2 separate regions of the Homo sapiens genome follow, and region 2 is linked to region 1. Evidence: read pairs that join two places in POLR2A ChIA-PET (ENCODE). Cell type or tissue: OCI-LY7. All regions are shown on one strand. Links, peaks and the distances in the headings refer to the core of each region. The heading gives the core; the rest is flanking DNA. Region 1 overlaps MIR3936HG (MIR3936 host gene). Region 2 has its middle 9.1 kb from the start of PDLIM4.

What was found. ChIA-PET counts read pairs that join two places held together with the same protein. Peaks named below come from ENCODE experiments on the same cell type or tissue, not always from the same donor. Only the 100,000 strongest peaks of a DNase experiment are listed, where the experiment ranks them.
Region 2: POLR2A ChIA-PET joins it to region 1 with 12 read pairs; 10 of 35 experiments call an interaction of 5 or more read pairs at or near these places.

Annotation. Positions count from the first base shown.
Region 1 is chr5:132,350,179-132,359,376 of GRCh38, forward strand. All of the region lies in intron 4 of MIR3936HG (MIR3936 host gene), which reads right to left. Among named protein-coding and RNA genes, the nearest start is that of MIR3936, 11 kb to the right of the region's middle. RefSeq lists enhancers at 4,531-5,143, 8,096-8,145. In OCI-LY7, for the core only: no CTCF peak of the experiment used is centred there; a DNase peak (open chromatin) is centred at 7,953.
Region 2 is chr5:132,243,983-132,253,180 of GRCh38, forward strand. No RefSeq gene overlaps it. Among named protein-coding and RNA genes, the nearest start is that of PDLIM4, 9.1 kb to the right of the region's middle. RefSeq lists enhancers at 7,010-7,511, 7,512-8,011. In OCI-LY7, for the core only: no CTCF peak of the experiment used is centred there; no DNase peak of the experiment used is centred there.

The DNA.
Region 1 (9,198 bases), core at 6,497-8,996:
ATTGTAACATATGATAAAGATGAATTATAAATTATCAAGAAAATGATACATTGTTGAAGACTGGTGCTGGGACAATCGACAAGCTGAAGAACTGGTAAAAATGGAAAAACTGGGGGAATAAATAGTATCCCACCATAAACCACATACCAAATTAATTCCTGATCAACTAAAGAGCCAAATGTAATAAATGTAAATAAAATAGAGCCAAGAGTAAATAAATCAAAAGCTAGAAGAAAATATAGGTGACATTTAATTTTAAGATGAATAGGAAATTGAAGATAAATAGATTTTACTATAAACTTTTAAAGAATTCTGTACAACAGAAAATCTTAAAATTAACTCAAGTTGGAAAAGTATTAACAAAAACATACTGGACAAAATTACCATCCTTTGTACATATGCATCAATTTTTGTAATGCCCACTAATACTCCAGTTAAAGCAAATAGGGCTAAGTACATAGCCTTTGGAGACAAGTGTTCCAGGACCTGATGCTGGGTGTGTCACTTCTCTATCAGCTGTGTGACTTTGAGCAAGTTACAGTCTTCCCTAAAACTCAGCTTCTTCATCTGTAAAGAGGGATGATAACAATTCCATTTGGGTGGGGATTACATGAGACAATGCATACTGTGTTTGGCTCCATACCTGGCAAAGATGTCCACGTTTTTGCTATCTCTCATCTTACTCATGTCCTCACACCCCTTCTTGGCCAGCTTAAATTCCATGCTTAATCATCATAATCATCTTCCTTGCCCCTTTCTTATCTGCCTTGCTTTTGTGGGAAACTATAAAGCTGGTTAAATCTAACCTCCCTCCTACTTCTTGCTAGCACCTGCATAGCCAAATGTAGATGGAAAATATATTCCATCTGACTGGTTTCACTTTAAACTGACCATCAGTGACTTCAAGAGGATCCTAATTGCCCTGGTTCATTCTCTATCCTGGAAGACCTTCTTTCTCTTCAGAACTCCATCACCTCCTCCCCCATGATCACCCTCAGCTGTGCCTTGGCTTCCTATTTCACCTAGAAAATAGAAGCAATGGAGAGAACCTCTACAAGCAGCATAATCCACCAGCCTAACTCCATCTGTACCCACACCCTCTGTCTTTTCTCCCGTTTCTCCTGAATGGTCTCTCCTCCCCGCTGGAGTGCAGTGGCTCACTGCAACCTCTGCCTCCCAGGTTCAAACGATTCTCATGCCTCAGCCTCCGAAGTAGCTAGGATTACAGGCATGCACCACCATACCCAGCTAATTTTTGTATTTTTAGTAGAGACAGGGTTTTGCCATGTTGGCTAGGCTAGTACTGAACTCCTGGGCTCAAGTGATTGGCCTGCCTCAGCCTCCCAAAGTGCTGGGATTATAGGTGTGAGCCACTGTGCCCGGCCCCAGCCTTATATACTTCTTACCCCTCCCCCACCCCCTACTCCCTTACCAACAGCAGAAAAGTAACATGATGTAATTGAGATAGCCCTGACTACTATGCTGAGAGTAGATTGAAGGGGCGTAGGAGCAGCCTTAATGAAGAAGGATTGGCTGGGGGCTAACAGAATACAGGCAAGAAACTGGATTCTACATATGTTGAAATTATGGCAAAAGACTTTATTGACAGATTGGATGTGGAGTACGAGAGGAAGAGCAGCCAGGAAAATAAAGTTTCCATTTACTGAGTTGGGGAGGACTTCAGGAAGAGCAGATTTGGGATGAAATTAGGAGCACATGTTGCTCTAGCAATTCTCCTGACTCCCCCATCATAAATCTTTTCCCTCTCTACTGGATCTTTCCCATTCAGTATGCAAAGAGGCTGTAAAAGCTCTCTCTTGACCCAGTTTCTGCTGTCAGCTCCTGCCCCATTTCTCCCTGTCCCTTAGCAGTGAAACTCCTTGGAAGATTGCTATATCTACTTGCTACTTTCAACTTTGTTCTTCCAATTTTCACTTGGCCCCACTACAATTAAGCTTTAGCCCTCACCTTTCACCAGAGCACCTCTATCAAGGTCCGCAGTGACCTGCATGTTTCTGAATTCAATAGTCAATTCACAGTCATCATCTTACCTGACCTCTCAAGGCATTTGACAAACTCATTTCTCTTTCATCCTTGAACTGCTTTCTACATGACACTTGCGCCAGGCGTGGTGGCACACACCTGCAGTCCCAGCTACTTGGGAAGCTGAGGCAAGAAAAACACTTGGACCCAGAAGGCAGAGGTTATAGTGAGCCGAGATTGTGTCATTGCACTCCAGCCTGAGTGACAGAGTGAGACTCTGTATCAAAAAAATCAACAAAAATGACACTTGCTTGGTTTTCCTCTTACCTTGTTGGCTGCTCCTTTACCATCTAGTGTGCTGGTTTTTCTTCATCTCCGCTACTGCCCAAAATTGGAGTGCCCAGAACTTAGTCTTCAGTCCTCTTCCTTTTTAAAAAATCCAGTCTCATGATTTAAATATCATCTCTGCACTGATGACCACCAACACATAGAGAGAGTGAACTCCAGGCTCACATAATAACTGCCCACTTGATATCCTCACTTGGATATATAATAGGTGTCTCAAACATAACATGTCAAATTTAACATGTGCTCCTAATTTCATCCCAAATCTGCTCTTCCTGAAGTCCTCCCCAACTCAGTAAATGGAAACTTTATTTTCCTGGCTGCTCTTCCTCTTGTACTCCACATCCAATCTGTCAATAAAATCTTTTGCCATAATTTCAACATATGCAGAATCCAGTTTCTTCCCTGCATTCTGTTAGCCCCCAGCCAATCCTTCTTCATTAAGGCTGCTCCTACGCCCCTTCAATCTACTCTCAGCATAGTAGTCAGGGATATCTCAATCACATCATGTTACTTTTCTGCTCAAAACCTTCCAATCGCTTCCCATCTCAGTCAGATTTTTTGAAAGCCCAAGTCCTTACAATGGTCTATAAGTAGAATGATTACACGTCAGAGTTTGTCCAGCACAGTCCTGGCTTCTCTCCACTGAACTAGTGTTAACTTTTTTTTTTTTTTTTTTTGAGACGGAGTCTCGCTCTGTTGCCAGGCTGGAGTGCAGTGGCATGATCTCAGCTCACTGCAACCTCCGACTCCCTGGTTCAAGCAATTCTCCTGCCTCAGCCTTCTGAGTAGCTGGGATTACAGGCATGTGCCACCATGCCCAGCTAAATTTTTTTTTTTTTTGTATTTTTTAGTAGAGAACGGGGTTTCACCATGTTGGCCAGGATGGTCTCAATCCCCTGACCTCGTGATCTGCCTGCCTCAGCCTCCCAAAGTACTGGGATTACAAGCGTGAGCCACGGCAACCAGCCCTAGTGTTAATGATTAATAACCCTCACCTCCAACTTTCATTCTAGAAGTCTCCTAATTTGGATGACAAATTATATATGGCAATAACCTACAGGTCACATTTGACAGTTTACTTTAAAAGTAAACAGCTTCCAAATTAACCCATCTTGGGAAGGTCTTGTGATTCATGGCGATACCTTGTCCTGAGTAAGGAATCTTAGAAGTTCCTCAAATTGTTGATGTACTGATCAATGCACCACCTACTGACACTGAAAAGGACACTGATTTATTTCTGAGTCATAACATTTTACTGATTGTCTTGCATGTAGACATGTTAGTCTGCATGTTGCAATCTGTAGCCAATTATTGTAACCTTTGTATTGTACCCTCCAGTGAAAAAGGACAACTCCTGTATGAAGAGTCCCCCTCCTGTCTTCTAACTTTCCAACTTGTAACAGACTCCAGAACACTCTCAACTTTGTTGGTGTGTTTTCCTGGGTTCATCCTCACATTTGGCTTCCAATAAACTTTTATCAAATCATTTCTGCCTCAACAGCCTTAATTTCATTTGACAGTGGTCATCCAGTTTATAGGGCCCTACTCTAATCTTCATGCCCTCCTTTAGCTCGCTGACATCATCTCTTATTACTCTCTCCATTGCTTTCTTCATTAAGGCTACCAAGGCTTTGCTATTCTTTGAACATACTAGACATGCTTCTCTATTAGATACTTGTTCCCTCTTCCTAGGAATGCTCTTCCCAGCTATCTACATAGCTTGTTCTCTTACTTCCTTAGTGTCTTGGCCCAAATGCCACCTCCTTAATAAACCCTTATCTGACCACACTATTTAAAATTGTATCCTGTTCTCTCTCTGAACTAACTTTATGCATCCCTGCTTCATTTTTCTCCTGCTTCATTTTTCTCCATGGGACTTATCACTCTCTGACATCCTGACTAATTTACTTCTTTGTTGCATTTATTGTCCTTCTTCCTCCACTAGACTGTAAGTTCCATGAGGAGCACTTCTGTATTCTCAGAAGTTAGAATAGTACTTGGCTGGTCAAATGGTTGTAACCAGAATGCTGATGGTGATATGGAAAGTGAAGGCGTGGCTGATGAGGTCTCAGATGGAAATGAGGAACCTAGAAATGGAGCAAAGGCCACCCTCATTATGGCCTAGCAAAGAACTTGGCTGCACTTTGTTCATGCTGTAAGGATCTGTGGAAGTTTGAACTTCAGAGTGACAACTAGGGTATCTGGCAGAGGAAATTTCTAAGCAGCAAAGTGTTCAAGAAGTTACATGGCTGCATCTAACAGCTTAACTCAGATGTGAGAGCAAAAAAAATGACTTAAAGTTAGAAGTTATATTTAAAGGGGAAGCAGAGTGTAAAACTTTAGAAAATTTGCAGCCTGGCCATGTGATAGAGAAAGCAGAAGCATTTTCAGTAGAGGAATTCAAGCAGGCTGTGGAGCAACCACTTGCTAGAGAAATTTGAATAACTAAAAGAGAGCCAGGTACTAATAGCTAAGACAATGGGAAAAAGGCCTTGAAGGCATTTCAGAGATCTCAGGGGCAGCCCTTGCCATCACAGGCACAGGCCCAGAGACCTAGGAGGAAGAATCATTTCATGGGCTAGGCCTAGGACCCCATGGCTCTGCACAGCCTCCTTAGGACAGTGCTCCCTACATCCAGGCTGTTCCAGCTCCAGCTGTGGCTCAAGGGGCCTCAGGTACAGCTCAGGCTGCTGCTCCAAAGAGCAAAAGCCATATGCTTTGGCAGCTTCCATGTGGTGTTAAGCATGCAGGCATGCAGACTGTAAGAGTGAAGGAGGCTTGGCAGCCTCTACCTAGATTTCAGAGGATGTACAAGAAAGCCAGGGTACCCAGGCAGAAGCCTGCTGTAGGGGTGGAACCCTCACAGAGAACCCCTACTAGGGCAGTTTGGAGGGGAAATGTGGGGTTGAAGGCCCCACACAGTCTCCACTGGGGAACTGCCTGGTGGAGCTGTGAGAAAGGGGTCACCACCCTCCAGACCTGAGAATGGTAGATCCACTGGCAGCTTGCACCCTGTGCCTGGAAAAGCCACAGGCACTCAACTCTAGCCCATAAGAGCAGCTGTGGAGGCTGTACTATGCAAACTACAGGGGCGAAGCTTCCCAAGGCCTTGCGAGCCCACTTCTTGCACCAGTGAGCCCTGGATATGGGACACGGAGTCAAAGAAGATTACTTTGGAGCTTTACAATTTAATAATTGCCCTGCTGGGTTTTGAATTTGCATGGAGCTTGTAGCCCCTTTCTTTTGGCCAATTTCTCTTTTGGAATGGGCATGTTTACCCAATGCCTATACACCCATTGTAACTTGGAAGTATATAGCTTGTTTTTGATTTTATAGGCTCATAGGTGGAAGAGACTTGCCTTGTCTCAGATGAGACTTTGAATTTTGGGCTTTGGAGTTAACATTGGAATGAGTTAAGACTTTGGGGAACTCTTGGGAAGGCATGATTGTATTTTGCAACTTGAGAAGGACATGAGATTTAGGAGGGCCAGGGGCAAAATGACATAGTCTGGATATTTATCCCTGTCCAAATCGCATGTGGAAATGTAATCTCTAATGTTGGAGGTGGGGCCTGCTGGGAGGTGTTTTGGTCATGGGGGCAGATCCCTCATGGCTTGGAGCTGTCCCCACCATAATAAGTGAGTTCTTGAGAAATCTGGTTGTTTAAGGGTGTGGCACCTCCCCCCACCTTGCTCCTGTCTTTACCATGTGACACACCTGCTCCCCCTTCACCTTCCACTGTGAGTAAAAGCTCCCTGAGGCCTCCCTAGAAGCTGAGCAGATGCCTAGTGCCACACTTCCTATACAGCCTGTGAAATCGTGAGTCAATTAAACCTCTTTTCTTAATAAATTACCCAGTCTCAGGTATTTCTTTATAGTAATGCAAGAATGGCCTAACACACACTGGTTCTACAAAAAAAAAAAAAAAAAAAAAAGGAAGAAAAAAATTAATTTAAAAAAATTAGCAGGGTGTGGTAGCATGTGCCTGTAATCCTAACTTCTTGGGAGGCTGAGTTGGGAGGATCCCTTGAGCCCAGGAGTTCGGGGTTGCAGAGTCATGATCATGCCACTGCACTCCAGCCTCGGGCACAGAGTGAGACCCTGTAGCTAAAAATATAAAATAATAAAATAAAACCAGTATATGAGTGTTAATCAAAGAATGAGTGAATAAATGAATGAATAAAGTGAGTTTTTAAAGCGTGAAAAATAGCCAGGTGTGATGGCTTATGCCTGTAACAACAGCACTTTGGGAGGCCAACACAGGAGGATCACCTGAAGCCAGGAGTTTGAGATCAGCCTACCAGCCTGGGCAACAGAGCAAGACTTCATCTCTTTAAAAAAAAAATAAACATATATACGTATGTAATGGCGGGGGGCTGGGGTGGTGGTGGGGAGGCATGAGAAAAAGACCAGAAGAAAGTAGGCTCAGCTGGGCACAGTGGTTCATGCCTGTAATCCCAACACTTTGGGAGGCCAACGTGGGCGGATCACCCAAAGTCAGGAGTTGGAGACCAACCTGGCCAATATGGTGAAACCCCCATCTCTACTAAAAATACAAAAAAATTAGCTGGGCATGGTGGCGTCTGTAGTCCCAGCTACTCAGAAGGCTGAGGCAGGAAAATCACTTGAACCTGGTTGCAGTGAGCCAAGATCACACCACTGCACTACAGCCTGGGCAAAAAGAGCAAAACTGTCTTAAAAAAAAAAAAAGGCCAGGCGCATTGGCTCACACCTGTAATCCTAGCACTTTGGAAGGCTGAGGCGGGCAGATCACATGAGGTCAGGAGTTTGAGACCAGCCTGGCCAACATGGCGAAACCCCATCTCTACTAAAAATACAAAAATTACCAGGGCATGGTGGTGGATGCCTGTAAGCCCAGCTACTTGGGAGGCTGAGGCAGGAGAACTGCTTGAACCTGGGAGGCAGAGGTTGCAGTGAGCCGAAATCATGCCATTGTACTCCAGCCTGGGCAACACAGCAAGACTCCATCTCAAAAAAAGGAAAAAAAGAAAGAACGTAGACTAAGGTATTAACAGTAGGTATGTTTGGATGGTCAGATTATAGATGACTTCTGTTTTATTTTTTCCAGATTTCCATACTTTACAAATGCTTCATATATTACTTTTATAATCATAAAGCAGTTAAAAAATAAAAACTTACTGAGTGTTGACTAAGTGCCAGGTCTTCAGAAGCATAGATGAAGAGCATGAAGAATGCAAATTCATGCATCAGGCTGGGCATGGTGGCTCAAGCCAGTAATCCCAGCCCTTTGGGAGGCCAAGGCAGGTGGATCACTTGAGGTCAGGAGCTCAAGACCATCCTGGCCAACACGGTGAAACCCTGTCTCTACTAAAAAAATACAAAATTTAGCCAGGCATGGTAGCGGGTGCCTGTAATCCCAGCTACTTGAGAGGCTGAGGCAGGAGAATCACTTGAACCAGGGAAGCGGAGGTTGCAGTGAGCCAAGATCACACCACTGCACTCTAGCCCGGGTGACAGAGTGAGACTCTGTCTCAAAAAAAAAAAAAAAAAATTCTTGCATCAGTGGGCTTAGTCTAGCCTGGTTATAAACTCCTGCTTGTGGCCTTAGCAACTTGCCCAGTGCTCCCCTGGGGCTTAGCCCTGTGGAGGCTGAAACCCAGGTCAAAGTCATGTTCTCCAATCCAGAGCTGGGTGTCTCTCTCACTTCCTTTGAGCAGCAATCACCTCTACCCTGATTTAGACCAAGCCAAGCTTGCTATGCTGAGGTAACTTAGCTTATCACCAAGGTTATATTTAACAGACTGCTGAAAGGATTATAAAAAATTATGGGGATTTGAACTATCACCCAATGCCTCCGTCTGTTGACACAGACAAGTTTAAAGCTTGATTTTGTGAACCTTGAGATGATCTTCCTCCAGCACTGCAAATGTAATCCTTCTCATCTAAAACTCCCATTCTAATGCCCTACTGTGCTCCTGCCCCTGCAGAGCCCTCCAGCTCACCCTCCTGCAGTTGTCTTCTCTGTGACTGAGTCCTCTGCAACACATATTCCATTGTAGACATGCAACTCTCCTCTTTCAAGTACATCCCTGGTTGTTCTCTCCATCTCCTTTCCTTGATAGAGATCTGGCTTCTTTCTGAGCACTCCACTAGCCTCATGGCTCTGTCTCTCAAAGGAAGGCTACTCATTTTGCACTATCCATGATCCTGGAAGACAAGAGCTGAGCAGGCTCTCAGCATTCTCCTTGCTTCCCACTGCCATTTCTAAATCATAACTCCTTCACCTTCACATACATAAAAGACCTGCTCAGGTTTGTGCTGTGCCCTCCTGGTTGCTGTTACCAACATCTGCCTGGTTGGTTATCCACATTCTGTGAGCTCTCTGACACCCAGCCCAAGGTGCTGGTGACTTTTGTGCTCAGGAAGATGAGTAGTGCTACACCTTAGCCTCGCAGTACTTGACCTTCACCTATACTTCACACTCTTGCTGCTGAGGACACACCCTGGGCCTCTCATCAGTCACAACAGCTCCATCTCACTCTAGGACCTTTGTTTTCCTCCCAACTCTTCAGCTCTCACCTGATATCATTTCCTTTCCCTTTCAGTTTATACCTTGTGATCCCTCCAGCCCATTCATACTCTTGCCACTACCCCAGTCCTTTTGTTTACTAGTCTTGCAAAGGCTAAGCTCACAATAAGTCAAACCATTTTACTCTTCACTCTCAATCCAGGATGCTGACTTAAGATACAAGAAAGAAGGGGGGCTGTTGATGGGTGCAAGGAAACATGGGTTGAGAGAGTAACAAGTGGGCTGAGGGTCCAATTGTGATTGGAAATGTAAATGTGTCAAGACACCAACTCACATGGTTGTGTGATTTCCTCCAG
Region 2 (9,198 bases), core at 3,713-6,212, 110 kb before region 1:
ATCTCGAGGAGCCTGCAGTAGTGATCCAGTTCCTTCAAAGGGTCTGTGGATTCTCTTGGCTTTCCTGGTATGTTCCTGCAGTAGTTCTTGGAGCAAAAGTTCAGGATGTGAGTCTCCACACACTGCTCTGTTTGTCTGAGCAGGAGCTGCAAGCTAGTCCTGCCTCCTATCTGCTATCTTTATCAGTATTCTGGCAATTCTATATTTAAATTCTCTAGCTTTTCATCTTTTTTTTTTTTTACTTTCCCTCTATTTTCTTGAACATTTTCATCATAATTATTGGAAGTCTCTCATTTCTGAAACACCTGTGGGTCTATTTCCATTGTCTGCCTTTTCTCTTGATTTTTAGTCATTTGGCCCTGTTTTTTTGTTTGTGTTTTGTTTTGTTTTTTAGCATGTCTCATACTTCTCTATTAGATGACACACATTTTGGATGAAAAGTTGGAAAGTCTCTGGGTGATGTTGTATTCATCCAGGAAGAGAGAATTAAGTTGACTTCTGGAAGGCAGAGTACCAAATAAATACCCTACTCCTGTCAAGGCTTTGGTTTATGTCATGGTTTGGCTGGTGTGGTTCTTTTTTGTCCTAGGACATATCTCTTATTCCTAGGATGTGACCCTCTCTCCTAGTGTGTGACCCTTCTGGGACTTAGCAGAACACCTACGCATTTACCAAGGCCTCTCTACCTTGATAGAAGTTGAATTCCAATTTGTCTCCCCAACACTTTAAGACTACTACAATTTGCTCAGTTCTTTAGCCTGATAGGCTAAAAGTAGGCCAATAGGGTGGGCATGGTGATTCATGCCTGTAATCCCAACACTTTAGGAGACCCAGGCTGGAGTATTGCTTGAGCCCAGGAGTTCAAGCCCAGCCTGGGCAACATAGTGAGACCTCATCTCCACAAAAAAATAAGCAAAGTCAGCCAGGCATGATTGCATGTGCCTGTAGTCCCAGCTACTTGGGAGGCTGACGTGGAAGGATGGCTTGAATCCAGGAGGTTGAGGGAGGCTGCAGTGAGCCAAGATCACACCACTACACTCCAGCCTGGGCAACAAAGCAAGACCCTGTCTCAAAAAAAAGCCAATAAAGTTGGAGGAATTTGCATGCAATTATTGGGCTCCTTCTCTCTTCTTTCCTACCTTCTGGAATTTTCCTTCTTAATTTCCATCTTCTTCGGCAGCCCTGAACTCTGACCTTTGTATCCTCAGTCTGGTAAGACTGATGCTTTCTGCTTGGTCCCTATTCCCTCAAGTAACAATGTGTGAAATGCCCCTAGGGAAAAAGCAAAGGTAAATGTGGAACTCACTACACATTATTCCCTTTTCTCCAGGATCACAACTCCTCAATTCTTAGCTGTATTGGTTGTTCTCAAATGCCTTCAAATAGTTGTTTTATACATTTTGTCCAACTTTTATAGTTGTTTTCAGCAGAAGGATAAGTCTGACACAACCTGCTATAGTGGCCAGAACTGTACATTTTATTCAGTCCAATTCTGATGCCAGGTTAGAAAGAACTACAGCAGGGTATGCTCAACTGGCCCAGCTGCTTTGAGATGAAGCTCAGACTCTTAGACATTTATGACATCAGATCCACATCTTGAATTAAGGGTCCCTATTTTCTTTTCCTTTTCTTTCTTCTTTTAGTTTTCAAACTTTCCTTAGGTTCCAACCATAACTGATAAGTTGGTAATAAACTTCCCTCCCCACTGTAAACAACCATAAAACTCGAAATATTTATAGCCAGTGATTATAGGCATTGAACATCAAATAGCCTTTGTCCTTGAGAGAAGGGAAACAAAAGGGAAAGTGCTTTGCCTAGGATACTTTCCAAACCATGGCATAAGGAAGTGGTGCCCAGAAAGCAATGGCACCAGGCACAGTGGCTCATGTCTGTAATCCTAGCACTTTGGGAGGCTGAGGTGGGAGGATCCCTTGAGGCCAGGAGTTTGAGACCAGCTTGGGCAACATAGCAATACCCTGTCTCTACAAAAGTTAAAAAATTAGCCAGGCATTGTGGTGCACACTTGTAGTACCAGTTACTCCAGAGGCTTAGGCAGAAGGATCACTTGAGGCCAGGAGGTTGAGGCTGCAGTGAGCCATAATCGTGCCACTGCATTCCAGCCTGGGCAACAGAGTGAGACCCTGTCTCCAAAGAGAGAGAGAGAGAGAGAACAATGGTCTCATCATGTGAAGGAGACAAAGATCATAGATAGCAGACGCTGAGGTGGCTGAAATTTGTGGGATAAGGTATCAAAGAAGAAGGAGCTACACAAAGAAGGAGCTCTGGAAAGCTATACAGAGGTGCTCCTGAGGCTTTGTCTAAGCCTCACATGCAGAGCAAGATTCCATAAGGCCTAGTGGATTAAAAACAACAACCAAACAAACAAACAAACAAAAAACACACAAAAAAAACTTCTCTGGGTCTAAGAACTAAGTGGGGATTCTAGAGGGCTCATGATTCTGAGATCTGTTCTGATCAACAAGGTGAAAAGACTTTGTTGAACACCCTGAGCACTCAATGAAAACCCAAGAAAGTCCACGCTTTAAGAATAGGGCTACTCTGTGCCTGTAATACGCAGTATCTTAGACCTGCCATAATAAAGCCTAAAACCAAGCCTCAGGCTCAAATTGAGCCTCTAGTGAATTTACTATCTAATAAAACAAACTCAACACTCTTTAAACATGATCCAAACTCTTAACAATGAAGTATTCACAATTCCTAATATACAGTCAAACATTACTAAACATATGAAGAAGCAGGAAAATATGATTCATAACCAGGACAAAAAATAATCAACAGAAATAGATCCAGAGGTAACACAGATATTGGAACTAGCAGATGAGGACTTTAAATAGCTATTATAAATATGTTAAAGAAGTTTAAATTACAAGATAGAGATAATAAATGAACAGATGAGCTATCTCAGCAGAGAAATGAAAACTATAAAAAAGGAGCTGAATGAAAATTCTAGAATTGAAAAATACAATATACAAAATGGAAAATGTACTAGATAAACTTATGAGTAGACTGGATGCTACAAATGAAAAGATCAATGAACTTGAAGTCAAGACTATGGAAAACATCTAAAAGTAAAAGGACTGAAAAATACAAACACAGCCTCAACAAAGTGACCTTGAAACAGTATCATGTAATCTAATATATACATAAAATTGGAGTCCCAGAAGGAAAGGGGAGAAAGAGATTGGGGCAAAAAAAATTCTTTTAAATGGTAAATGAAATTCTATATTTGATTTAAAAAATTATTAATACACCATCCCAAGAAGCTGGGGTTTTAAAACTCCAAAGAAGATAAAAACAAGGGAACTACATCTAGGAACATCATAGTCAAAATCTTAAAACCAAATAGAACATCTTAGAAGTGATAAAAGAATATAGGCACATTACATAAGGGAAACAACGATTAGAATCACCATTTATTTCTTAGCAGGAGTAATGCAAGACAGAAAACAATAAAATTATAGGAATTATATATTAAATATTAAATAATCTATGAGAAAAAAAAGCAACCTAGTATTCTATATCCAGAGAAGTTATCTTTAAAAGAGGAATGAGAGGCTGGGCACGGTGGCTCACACCTGTAATCTCAGCCCTTTGGGAGCCTGAGGCGGATGGAACAGCTGAGGTCAGGAGTTCCAGACAAGTCTGGCCAACATGACAAAACCCCGTCTCTACTAAAAATACAAAAATTAGCTGGGCGTGGTGGCAGGTGTCTGTAATCCCAGCTACTAGGGAGGCTGAGGCATGAAAATCACCTGAACTCGGGAGTCAGAGGTTGTAGTGAGCCAAGATCGTGCCACTGCACTCCAGCCTGGGGGATAGAGCAAGGCTCTGTCTCCAAAAAAAAAAAAAAAAAAAACAAAAAAAGGTTGGGGGACAGGGTGGGGAATGAAAAATAAAAATACTTCGGGATCTTAAAAAAATGCTGACAGAATTCATCACCAGTCCGTCTGTACTACCGGAAATGTTAAAGGAAGTTCTTTTTTTTCTTTCTTTTTTTTTTTTCCAGAGACGGAGTCTCACTCTGTTTCCTAGGCTGGAGTGCAGTGGTGCGATCTCAGCTCACTGCAACCTCTGCCTCCTGGGTTCAAGCGATTCTCTTGCCCCAGCCACCTGAGTAGCTGGGGCTACAGGCGCACGCCACCATGCCCGGCTAATTTTTTGTATTTTAGTAGAGACAGGGTTTCACTGTTGTTGCCTAGGCTGGTCTGGAACTCCTGAGCTCAGGCAATCCGTCTGTCTCGGCTTCCCAAAGTGCTAGAATTACAGGCATGAGCCACCGCACATGGCCTAAAGGAAGTTCTTAAGGCTGAAGGGAAATAAGCCATTTCTCTGCTGAGGTGGCTCATTGATACCTGTTGGAAATTCAGCTCTAAACAAAAGAACAAGTGCTACCAGTAAACCTAACAAGTAAATAGAAAATAGGTTTTCTTGTTTTTTAAATTACTTAAAAGACAGTTGACTGTTTAAAGCAAAAATAATGAGTATTTATTATGGAGTTTATAGCAAATACAGAGGTAAACGCACAACAACATTAGCAAAAAAGAAGGGAGAAGTAAATGGAAGTGTATTATTGTAAGGTTCTTACATAAGAAGCAGTATTTGTCCTTCTGTTGTCTTTATTTTCCTTTTTATTATCTTCATTTTTCTAATTACAAACAGTAAAATTTATTTATATGAAATTAAAACACTGTACAAATATATAACTCAGAAAAAGTAAATGTCCCAAAATACCATCCCCAGAAACAAAAACTACCAACAGTTTGCAGCATATTTCTCTGATTTTTGAAATCTATATGTAACAGGAAAACATATTTCAAGTATTTATCTTCACGAAAGAGATGTTTCTCACCTCAAGTCTTAGTCTGCTTCAAGTTACTATAACAGAATACCAATAGCTGAGTAATTTATAAAGAAAAGAAATTTATTTCTCAAAATTCTGGAAGCTGAGAAGTCCAATATCAAGGTGCCAGCATCTTTCAAGGGCCTTCTTGCTGCATTATTCCATGGCAGAAGGCTAGAGGGTGAGAGAGACAAAGGGGGACCGAGCTCCTCCTTCACAAGGACACATTCCCACAATAACAAACCCACCTCTGTTGGCATTAATCCATTGGGGGCAGAGCCCTCATGACCTTATCACCTCGTAAGAGCCCACCTCTCAACACTGTTGCATTGTAGATTAAGTTTCCAACACATGAACTCTGGGGGACACATTCAAACCGTAGCACCATGATTATAAAAATATTAATCTATATATTTTTTTACCAGTCATTTCTGGTAAAGCATATGAGTAGTTTATAAAAGCATTCACATTGGGAAAATTAAAATATATAGATCATGAATCCATTTGGGATTTACTTTATAATGTGGGAAATTATATAGCATATAGAATTATAGCCTTATTTTTTATGCATAATAGTAAATGGCCCCAACATGAGTTATTGAGTAAACTACCTTTTATTCCCTGAATTAAAATGTTTTCTTTATCTCATGCTATGGACTCTCTTTTGTTCCACTAACATATTCGTCTTTTCCTATGCTGCTATCACATTCTTAATTATTTTAGCTCTATTGCATACTTTGATACTTATAGGGCAAATCTTACTTTATTAGTCTCTTAATCCAATATTTGTGGGTTTTTTTCATACTTACTTTTCAGTTGATCCTTAGAATCATCTTGTCAATTCCTCCCACCCAAACAAATTTTGTTTGGAATTGCATTGAATTTACTAATAAATTAAAAATATTGATTTTTCTAGAAACATGACATATGCCTGCATACCTTTTGTCTTCTTTTAAATCTATCCTAGATCAAAGTTCATAGGCCCTTTGTTCTCACCACCACTAGGATAAGAAAAAGGAAATAAAAAAGAAAAAAGTTTATAGGCTTTTGATGTACTCAAAATTCATTTCTAGATATTTTTAATGTTTCACCATTATCGTGAATGGTAAATTGTTTTCATCACATTTTCCAATCAGTTGTGACTTAGCACTCTTAAAAGCTATTAAAATCTATATACATATATTAATTTATTCTACTCTGCTCCCTCCTACTGGATTCTCCTACTGGTCATAATCATTTTTCAATTGATTCTCTTGGATATTATGAAAGGAAAATCATAATATCTGCAAATAATGATCATTTTGACTCTATTACTTACTTCCTTTACTTCTCCCTTATTTCTTCTTTTCACCCTATTGTCCTGGTTAGGACTTCCAGAGCAACACTGAACAACAGTAGTGAAGAGGACATTGGATTCTCCCATTAATAGAACTTCCTAGACTGTTAAATCTAATGCTGGCTTTTGGTTTTTTATATCTGTTCTTTAAAATGTTAAGAACATTTCCTCTCTTCATGGTTTTCTAACTTTTATCGTGTGAATGGCTGATGAATTTTGTCAATGCCTTTTGAGATAATTACAAGATTCCTTTCTTCTTTTAATCTAATGTATTAATCATTACGTTTTATATTAAATCAAGCTTGTAATTTGAAAAAGAATCCCCAAGGTGGTAATAGTGTTTCAATATATTATGGGAGCCAATTTGCTATATTGACAATTTACAGGGGGCCACCATTTTCTTAAAGGGGATATATTGGTGTTAGGATAACAGATCTTCACAAGGATTGTGGAAGCTCTCCATCTCTCTCTGGCTCTGGAACACCATGGTTCTCTGAGGGAGAATGCTTGTGCACCCTCTCTGGGCCAACAATGCTTCATGCTTGAATGCCCAATGTCACAGCTCTCCGCAGTCAGCTTGTCTTAATCCTACACACAGCTACTTCTCAGGGACTGCTGGTCCTAGAGCCTTAGGTGGGGCCTTTTCCAACACTGTGTGCACTTCAAGCCCAGATCCGCCATTTTCTCTTCATCTTCCCTGGGATGAGACAGCTTCTTGTTTAACTCTCCACACATAGAAGTTCTCATTATACATTCTCTTAGAGCTCCTGGTTTCTCCTGCAGGAGAGGCACAGACTCCGTTGTTCCTAAGCAAGCCTATCTTCCCATTAATATGGTGATTTCACAGGGGGCAAACAATTTGATCAGGCATCCTCTTGCTGGAAGCTCAAGTCCTGTGAATGCTCTTACCATTGCGGGTGGGTATGAGAGATGCAGGGTGTGAGGATTTCAGTCCCACTCCCAATGAAAGCTCTGCCTCCAACTCCACACTGCTGATCCTGAATCTACACAGCTATGGACCTAGTCTTGGGAGGGGAAGTGAGAAAGAATTTTGATTTTCTTAGAAGCCAAGAAAATAGCCACCCAGGACATGAGGCTGACTCATGGGCCCTGCTCCAATCCATTCTCTCAAGAGCCTCCAGCAACCTCAGCCCAGCTTCACCCTCACAGGCCTGGATCTGGCTCTTCCGACTTTAATCCCTATGGCCCCCTGCACCTGGATTCCCAGACCTCTCGGCCAGCTGGCAGCTACTGGACTCGGCGACATGGCTCTGCCTGACTCTCCCAGCAACACAGGCGGCCAGGCTCATACCCAGTGGCCACAGCTGGCGTCCTATGGCCAGGCCTGGAGGTGAGGTCAGCCTGAACAGTCCCCGCCAGCCTGTGACTCAGTCACCACTGGGCAGTGCTGGGCACCACGGGGCAGGGCACTTCACCAAGACCAATCAGTGACTAAAGGAGCTGGCACTGCAGGGGAGAGGGCCAATCGTAAGAGATAGAAAGGATGGGGCAGGGAGGATAGGCTAGCGACAGGCCTATGCTAGCCAGACTCCTGAGGAGAGCTTCACCACCTCTGCCAATCTGAATCACAGCCCCCAGGACCCCTCAGGATCAAGAGACAGAGGTCTAATCTATACCAGTGAGAAAATCATGGGCATCAGGAGTTATGGGGGTCCCTCCTGAGACGAAGAACCAGGAAGACTGGAATTTAAATCTTTGAAGTTATTTCCAAATGAGGCTATCCATTTTAAATATGTATTATAAAGACTTAAGGCCTGGCACAGTGGCTCATGCCTGTAATCCCAGCATTTTGGGAGGCCAAGGTGGTTGGATTGCTTGAGCCCAGGAGTTTGAGACCAGCCTGGACAACATAGTGAGACCCCGTCTCTTTTTAAAAGATAATAACAATAAATAAATAAGTAAATAAATAAATAAAACTTAATAGTTTAACACTGAGGCCTAAAACAGTGCCTGACACATAGGAGGCTCTCAAAAATATCTGATGAATAAATAAACAAAGCAGAAGTAACAAATGCCATAATTCTTGAAACACTATTTTCACATTTCTTCCTTTTTTATTTTATTGGCAACGTAGAAATATGAAAGTGCTCCAAGCTCGTTCTAGCTGCTATTAAAAAAAAAAAAAAGAAGGATGGGAGGAAGAAATATGGAAGTAGCATGGGCCTCTCCTGCCTTCTGAGTAGCCCTGGATGTCAGTTCTAGTGGTCAAGAAGAGAAGGAGGGGCCTCAGGCCAGAGACCAGACAGTCCTGGCCAGGTCACTGCTAAATTTGAGTGTCTGTGGATGTGTGCGCTGGGGCAGGGCTAAAGCTGGGCCATGAGTCCAGGCCCCAGCTGACAGATGAGTGACAGAGTATGTCTGGAGAGCCCCAGTAACTGAATTTCTGGGCTGCATGTATGTCCGTCTCCTTCTTGTCAACCCTGCACTTTTGCTCAAGCCTTACCTGCACCTTATAGCAGCGTCTCTCTCTCTCGGGCTGAGAAGGAAAGGTTTTTACACCCCTGCTTTTGTCCAGGCACAGTGATGGTCAGGCCACGGCCAAGACATTCTAGGTCCAGGGCGTAGAATGAGCACATGGTACAGTTGCTCTGCAATCCCTCTGCTGCTCTGCCTGGAGGAGCTGATTTGTAAATGGAGGCACCTTCTCCTCACAGACACCAAGAGGCAAGACTAAGGGAAGGCTCCAGCTGTCAGGAGAAACTGGAAACCTGAAGACACCTGGGTTGGGCCTCTATTTATGGACTACAGGTAGACTTGGGACATCTGATGCTGGGGGAGACTAAGGGATGGCCGGCAGGCTGCCCGAATCCTCTGGCCTGAATGAGAAGTGGGAGGGGTGAAAGGATGGGGGTCTCCTTGAGGCAGAGGTGAGGCTGTGATGCTTTTGCAAGCTGCCTTCCTGAGGCCCCAGTTGCACAAGGCTCCATCACATGGGCCTCGCTGCCACCACAAACAGCCTGTTCTGTCACTTCCCTGCTGG